Linked DNA regions of Homo sapiens: region 1 is linked to region 2. A link is a contact called in ENCODE Hi-C or POLR2A ChIA-PET data. All regions are on one chromosome and are shown on one strand. The core of a region is the stretch at or near the end of the contact, and the rest is flanking DNA. Distances in the headings are between cores, read along the strand shown.

Region 1 (3,545 bases), core at 233-2,732, 540 kb before region 2:
TCTCTCATGTGATGCTCAGGGAAGGGGCAGTGACATCTTCTCTAGCTCCTCATTCCTCCCCCAGCCATTAACAACCTGACTAGAAACCCTCCCCCAGGCTCTGGTCCACAAGAAGCCAAATTGAACTAATGTCAGATGGTAGCAACAGCATAGCCAGAGCCCCAGCTTTCTGCTGGAAAGATGTGAGGCTGCTCCAGCCAGGGCAGTGACCCATCAAGCCTCTGCTCATTCTCCCTGCCTTGGAGGGCAGCAGCCATGGGGGCTGGTTCTCAGAGATGCTGAGGGACAAATATCAGACAGGGCTGGAGAGGGTGGGGATGACCAGAGAAGGAGGCCTGAGTTCAGAGTATTGGCTTTCGTCCCCGCAGCCACTTGACCCCAGCTACTCCTTGTCCCAGTGCCCTGTCTTTGCTCTTGAAACAGCAGTCTGCACAGTGGTCTGAACCAGAAACCAGAAGCCACCCTCAGCTCCTCCCTCTTCCACAAACCTAATACCCAAACACCTCTCAGACCCATCACTGCCCTCCCTTGCCTCTGCCATCACCCCAGCCCAGACCAACCCCACAGACCCCACGAGGCTCTGGCCTGAGCCGCCTCCTAACCTTCTCTGCCTTAGTCCCTGTGACTCCCCTTCCGGTGCCCAGACCTCCGGCCAAGCAGCTGACCTCAGTGGTCTCTAGTTTTGCCATCTCTAAATGATCATCTCCATGGTCCCAGAATGGTGGGCAATTTTTCCTGTGGTCCTAGCAGAATGCTCCTGTACAGGAAAGCGCTGAGATTTCTCTCTATTCACCTTAAGGTCTTAATTCCCAGACTGAGGCAATTTTACCAACCCAGGAGACATTTGGCAATGTCTGGAGAGTTTTTTTGGTTGTCACAACTTAGAGAAGCATGCTGCTGGCATCTAGTGCATAGAGAGCAAGAATGTTGTTAAAAATCCCACAACCCCTGCCAGTGAAGCATTATCCCACCCCAAATGCCAGCAGTTGAGAAACCTCACATAAAGGTGAAACTGTTCAACTCACTTCCTGGTGGCCCCTCCTAGGCCTCCCAGAGACCGCCACAAAGGTTTGCCCACCAGCACTCCCATCATCCCCTCTCTCGGGCCCTGAGTGTTCCGCCTGGGCCATCACCCATGACTTTCAGGCCTGGGCATCCCCTCCAGGCAGGGAACATGGATGTCCCAGCCCCCAGCCTCACCGCCACTAGAGGTCCTCCTAGCAGGGCCTGTGCCACCTTGGCAGCCCTCCCAGCAGATCCTGGGAGACACGAGACCCAGTGACTCTGACCATTCAGAGACTGGTCCTTCTCCAAAGAGACTGGAGAGGCAAGCGCCTTCGCTGGTGCCAAGAAGAAGGGCCAGGCAAGGGCCTCTCCCTGGGAGTCACTCTGCTTTGGGCAAAAAAATACGCTAAACAAGAACAAAGCCTGAGTCATTCCTTCTGTCTCCTAGGGCCCAGTGTCACACTCACTGCCAGGAGGGTTAGCCAAGGTTGGGGCTGCAGATGGCTGGGGTTAAATGCAGGAAGCTGGGACAATGCTGGCTGGAGCCACCTCCTAACCTTCCCTGCCCTACCCCCTCTGGTTCCCCTTCAGGCGCCCAGCCCTCCAGCCAAGTGGCTGACCCCTGGTTCTGCCTTCCTGCCTCCAGGCCTTTGCTCACAGCAGGCCCTTCCACTGGAAGGCGTGACCCCTGCTAATTCTACACATGCGGATCCTACCTATTAGGTGCCGCCAAGGAAGGCCCCTGAGTCCCCTCCACTAAGAGATAACATAGCATTTTGAAGGCATACGTTCCCCTTGGTTTCTAGTTACGACTGTTCATACATCACCCTTCCTAATGGACGATGACATTCCCAAGGGCAGGAGATGTCCCATTACTCTCTTAGCCATTGATGCCTAGTACAGGGCTGGGCCCACAGGAGATGGACAACTAGTAGAATAAATATGCCACCTCAGCCATGATCCCTCCTTCCTCTTAGCTTTCTCGTGAGCTCTTCCCTCTGCCTGGAACACCATTCCCACCACCCACCACCATGGTCCGTCTCCCCTTACTGGCTTAAGAGAGTCGCTTCCCTGAAGAGGCCTCCCCAGTTCCCTGGCCCAGGTAAGTGCCCTGCAATATGAACCAATAACAGCTGTGCATCTTTTTTTTCTTTTTTTCGTAGCTTTTGACACATTGCAATTAGGCACTCACCTAACCACCTTCTACTTAGGGAGTTTCCCTGCATTAAGAAACTCTCTCTAGTCTCTCCCTCTGGGTAACGTGAAACTGATGCCCAGAGCAGGCTGAGCACTCATGCCTGCCGAGCCTCAGTGCTCTTCATACTGGGCCCCCTTCCCAACCACATTCCCCTTCCCTTCGTCTTTTCTGGCAGAGCACATATCCCTATAAAGAGGCTGAAAATGCCAGTCACCTGCTTTCCCAGCCTCCCTCGCAGCTGGAACACAGACGTGTGACCAATCCTGGCCAATGAGACCAGAGGAGGAGCAGCTGGGGGCTTCTGGGAAAAGTTTCCTTTCCCTCTTTTTTGTTGGGTGAAATTGTGTCCACTTGTAACAACTGCTAGATGTGGAAGCCATTTTGCACCATGAGCGGAGACACTCCTAATTCTCAGAAGATCGCAGAAAGAAGTCTATGGAAAATACCTGTGACCTTGAGGAGGCTGCTGAGCTACTGCAGCATCTCAAGGGCTTCTCCGTCTCTAGACATCTTCCTACATAAAATAATAAATGTCCTATTGGGTTAAGCTGGTGTTTTTCACACTGTGGGTTGCACTCCATTAATGAGACATGAGATTATATTAGTGGGTCATGATTAGCATTTCTAATAGAATTAAAATAGGAAAGAATAGACAAAAATATTAGGTAGCATCACATAAAGTAAAGGTAAGTGCTGCTTGTGAAAATTTGCTTCAGTTTATACTCTTGCATATGTGCTAAGGGACAATTTAAAATGCGTTTTTTTACTATGCACTGAGAGTTTTTTGAAAGCAAAGCTTAAAACTTGTTTCAGTTAAAGATTCTGTTCCTTGCAGACAAATGCATTATGTCCCATAGAGGTATCCTTCAGCAACCCCAAAAACTTCCACTCTCACCATGTGAGTTGTTTACTGACCAAGAGACCATTGCATTTGCTGTCTAAATCATTTATGGCAGATGTATTCAGTACTGTCATTACATAACTTAATTAAATATTATGCCAACGAATGAAATAAGAGCATTAAAGAAACATTGCTGTTTCTAAGTTGACCACTTTGGAAAGAATCAATAAAGGCAAGTCTCAGAAAACATATCTGTTGGATGGAGGTGAGGAGAAAACTCCAAACAACTGGCAACAAGAGCCACAAAATTCTAGAAAGATTATGCACTTGTATTAATTCATACATATTTTGTTTCACTTTAAAGAAAAAAGATACAGAACTTTATTCTGCAAAGTCAGACGCCACAAAAGACTCTTTCCTACATCACACTATTGGTGACTGAATGTATATGTGAATATTTTCAGTAAAAATAAACTGTGTAAAAGTCATATAGGTATTGTT
Region 2 (3,708 bases), core at 430-2,929:
CATCACCCAGGTATTAAGCCCAGTACCCACTAGTTAGCTTTTCTGCTCCTCCCCCTCCTCCCACTCTCCCTCCTCCAGTAGACCTGTGTCTGTTGTTTCCTCCTTTTTTTTCTTTCTTTCTTTTTTTTGAGACAACGTCTTGCTCTGTCACCCCTGGAGTGCAGTGGCATGATCTCAGCTCACTGCAAACTCCGCCTCCCAGGTGCAAGTGATTCTCCTGCCTCAGCCTCCTGAGTAGCTGGGATTATAAGTGCTCACCATCACGCCCGGCTAATTTTTGTATTTTTAGTAGAGATGGGGTTTCACCATGTTGGCCAGGCTGGTCTCAAACTCCTGACCTCAGGTGATCCGCCCGCCTCAGCCTCCCAAAGTGTTGGGATTACAGGCTGAGCCACCGTGCCTGGCCTGTTTCCTTCTTTTGTTTCCTTCTTTGTGTTCATAAGCTCTTACCATTTAGCCCTTATAACATTTTGTTCTAAATTATTGCATCTCTGGTTATGAATATTTGCCTATAATTTTTTTTTGAGACGTAGTTTCGCTCTTGTTGCTTGAACCGCCTCCCAGGTTCAAGCACTTCTCCTGCCTCAGCCTCCCAAGTAGCTGGGATTATAGGCATGAGCTACCATGCCTGACTTTTTTTTTTTTTTTTTGAGACAGAGTCTCGCTCTGTCACCCAGGCTGGAGTGCAGTGGCATGATCTCGGCTCACTGCTCGGCTCACTGCAACCTCTGCCTCCCGGGTTCGGGCAATTCTCCTGCCTCAGCCTCCCGAGTAGCTGGGATTACAGGCATGTGCCACCAAGCCTGGCTAATTTTTGCATTTTTAGTAGAGACAGGGTTTCACCATGTTAGCCAGGATGGTCTCGATCTCCTGACCTCATGATCCACCCACCTTGGCCTCCCAAAGTGCTGGGATTACAGGTGTGAGCCACCGCACCTGGCCCTAAGTTTGTATTTTTAGTAGAGACAGGGTTTCTTCATGTTGGTCAGGCTGGTCTCGAACTCCTGACCTCAGGTGATCCACCACCTCGGCCTCCGAAAGTGCTGGGATTACAGGCGTGAGCCATTGCACCCAGTGTCTATAGTTCTTTTTTTCCTTAAAGGTCTTTGTCCACTTTTTGTATCAGGTATTATTTTGATTTTATGGAAGAGAAAAGGAAACTCTAAAGAACGGAGGAATGCAGATAAGCAGCAGCAGCAACCCTAGGGCTGAGACAGTGCACTTAAGGAAGAGGCCCTTCTAGGGCTGAGAGCCAGTGCCCCATTGCTGGAGGGGATATGGCCTTGGCTTGGTGAATGGCAGAGAAGTTCCTCTTGTGCCACACCAGTGGAAGTTGCTGGAAATCCCTTCTCTAGGACTTGCTGATAATATGCCCTGTAATGCTGAAAGGCTGTTTATAGGAGGTACCCCACTTAGAGCCATTCTGCTGTGAAACTACCGGGTACTACGAAGTACCTGGAGAAATTGCTCATTGCTAGGTGGTGTAGGCTTCTGCATATTGCAGGATCTGGGCCTTGGAGAAGCTGCCCACCACCTCAGGAGCCTGGTGCTGGAGCAACATATATACTGAAGGAGCTATGCTAGAGAAGCTTGTTTGTGCCGCAAAAGCTGGCCACTTAGAAAGGCTGCACACAGCGCAGGAACCTGGCACTGGAGAAGCCACCCAGGCTGTGGAAACCTACTGAGTGAGTGAGCCTCCTGCAGTGTCTCTCCAGTGCCCTCTACTGTCAAAGCTAAACATTGTGCCAGCTGGCAAAGAAACAATATTTAAAGGGCCCATATTCATTTTCACAGAGCAGGCAATGAAGATTGAGTTTGCATCTGAGATTCAACAATTTGATAACTGGCATAATGTTCTACCTGAAAACTTTAAAACCTGTGCTTCACAACTCTTGGATCTAGGGAATTACAGAAATTAAAGAATTGCTACAAATCCAAATCTATGGGATATATGTAAAGCACATATCCCCAGAAAAACTCATATATCAAAAGAAAATTCATAGCCCTGTTAAAATTTTTAGACAAATTACATTAAAGCAGAATTTATTTAAGCAAAGAATAATTCATGAATCAGGCAATCCTCAAAACCAGAACAGGTTGAAAGATTTGTAGCCTGCAATGTGGGCAGGCAGCACTTATGAATACTTCAGGTGATTACAGCTCAGCATTTGCTTTATTTGAACATGGTCTAATCAGTTGCCCAACTGTGATTGACTGAGGCTTGGCTAGTGTGACCGGCTGAGACTCAGCTACTGTTACAAAAGTATACTCCTAAGTTAGGCTTGTAGTTCGCTGATGTACTAAGGTTACAATTTGTTCCATAAGGACTCAAGTACAGAGGCATCCTCAAGCCAAATTTAGTTTAACAATTCCTCCATTTTGGTCAGCCTCTCAATTTTTGAGAGATTGACCTAAACCTTGAGCATTGATGCCACTCTCTGTCACCATTGCAAATGGACCTATTTGGTTTTAGTATGAAATTCACAAGTCACAAAGTCACAGCAGTTGAATAATTCTTGATGTTCTTGATGATCTAATTGAAGTGAGACCACTGAACACTCAATGGATGGCTTCATACAGACATTTAAGATGACATTTAAGATGGGCATGGTGGCTCACACCTGTAATTCCAGCACTTTGAGAGGCTGAGGCGGGTGGATCACCTGAGGTCAGGAGTTTGAGACCAGCCTGACCAACGTGGTGAAACCCTGTCTCTACTAAAAATACAAAAATTAGCCAGGCATGGTGGCGCATGCCTGTAATCCCAGCTCCTCGGGAGGCTAAGGCAGGAGAATCCCTTGAACCCAGGAGGCGGAGGTTGCAGTGAGCTGAGATCGCGCCATTGCACTCCAGCCTGGGTAACAAGAGAAAAACTCTGTCTCAAAAAAAACACAAAAAACAAAAAACAAAAAAACAAGAGGATATAGTGTACTAGGGGGATTATTATGATGACTGTCAGGAGGAAAATACCAAAAGACTAAAGAGTACTCTTCAATAGGAGTCCCCATGAACCAAACAACCAAATCAAACAAGTCAAAGTTCATACAATATAGGCATCTGAGTTCATTTGGTCATAGTCTTTGTTGAGGCACAATGGCAATTGAGGACCATAGTTCACTGTAGAGTGGTCTGATTTAAAGAGGTATCCAGTTTTGTTGTTAGCCTGTTAACACAAGTCATAGTAACCTGAAGACCCACTAGAAGAACATAAAGATTGGAAAACCTTGGAAAAGCCAAGCTTGCCATCCACCATTTAGGATGTCTGCAAGCCAACTGTTGTTTGCTCCTATAAATACATCGTGTTTCCTTTTTCTTGAGACATTTCCTTAATGTATTTGGTGGCAATACCTAAAGAAACAGCAATATCAGCTGGGCAAGGTGGCTCACGCCTGTAATCCCAGCACTTTGGAAGGCCGAGGCAGGGGGATCACCTGAGGTCGGGAGTTCGAGATCAGCCTGGCCAACATGGTGAACCCCGTCTCTACTAAAAATACAAAAATTAGCCGGGCATGGTGGCACTTGCCTGTAATCCCCGGGAGGCTGAGGCAGGAGAATTGCTTGAACCTGGGAGGCGGAGGTCACAGTGAGTTGAGATAGAGCCACTGCACTCTAGCCTGGGCAACAGAGCAAGACTGTCTCAAAAAACAAAACAAAACAAAAAATCCAGCAACTTTATTTTTAGAGATGCGGTCCTGCTAGGTTGCCTAT

What was found. A loop is a pair of places that touch in the nucleus more often than their neighbours do. ChIA-PET counts read pairs that join two places held with the same protein, here RNA polymerase II (POLR2A). Pooled maps may share reads with other maps.
Region 1: a loop to region 2 is called in a pooled map, with 2.4 times the contacts of the local background. The contact joins two enhancer-like sites. A Hi-C loop is called at or near these places in 2 of 50 pooled maps. POLR2A ChIA-PET finds 5 or more read pairs at or near these places in 2 of 52 experiments (activated CD8-positive, alpha-beta T cell and activated CD8-positive, alpha-beta memory T cell).

What each region holds. Positions count from the first base shown.
Region 1 is chr5:171,749,173-171,752,717 of GRCh38, forward strand. No RefSeq gene overlaps it. Among named protein-coding and RNA genes, the nearest start is that of SMIM23, 35 kb to the right of the region's middle. RefSeq lists an enhancer at 1,405-1,904. Within about 2 kb of position 1,483, at least 3 of the 41 ENCODE cell types and tissues checked have a DNase peak (open chromatin) inside an H3K27ac peak, as active enhancers do.
Region 2 is chr5:172,291,957-172,295,664 of GRCh38, forward strand. All of the region lies in intron 1 of LOC100288254 (a long non-coding RNA gene), which reads left to right. Among named protein-coding and RNA genes, the nearest start is that of UBTD2, 10 kb to the left of the region's middle. Within about 2 kb of position 1,680, at least 3 of the 41 ENCODE cell types and tissues checked have a DNase peak (open chromatin) inside an H3K27ac peak, as active enhancers do.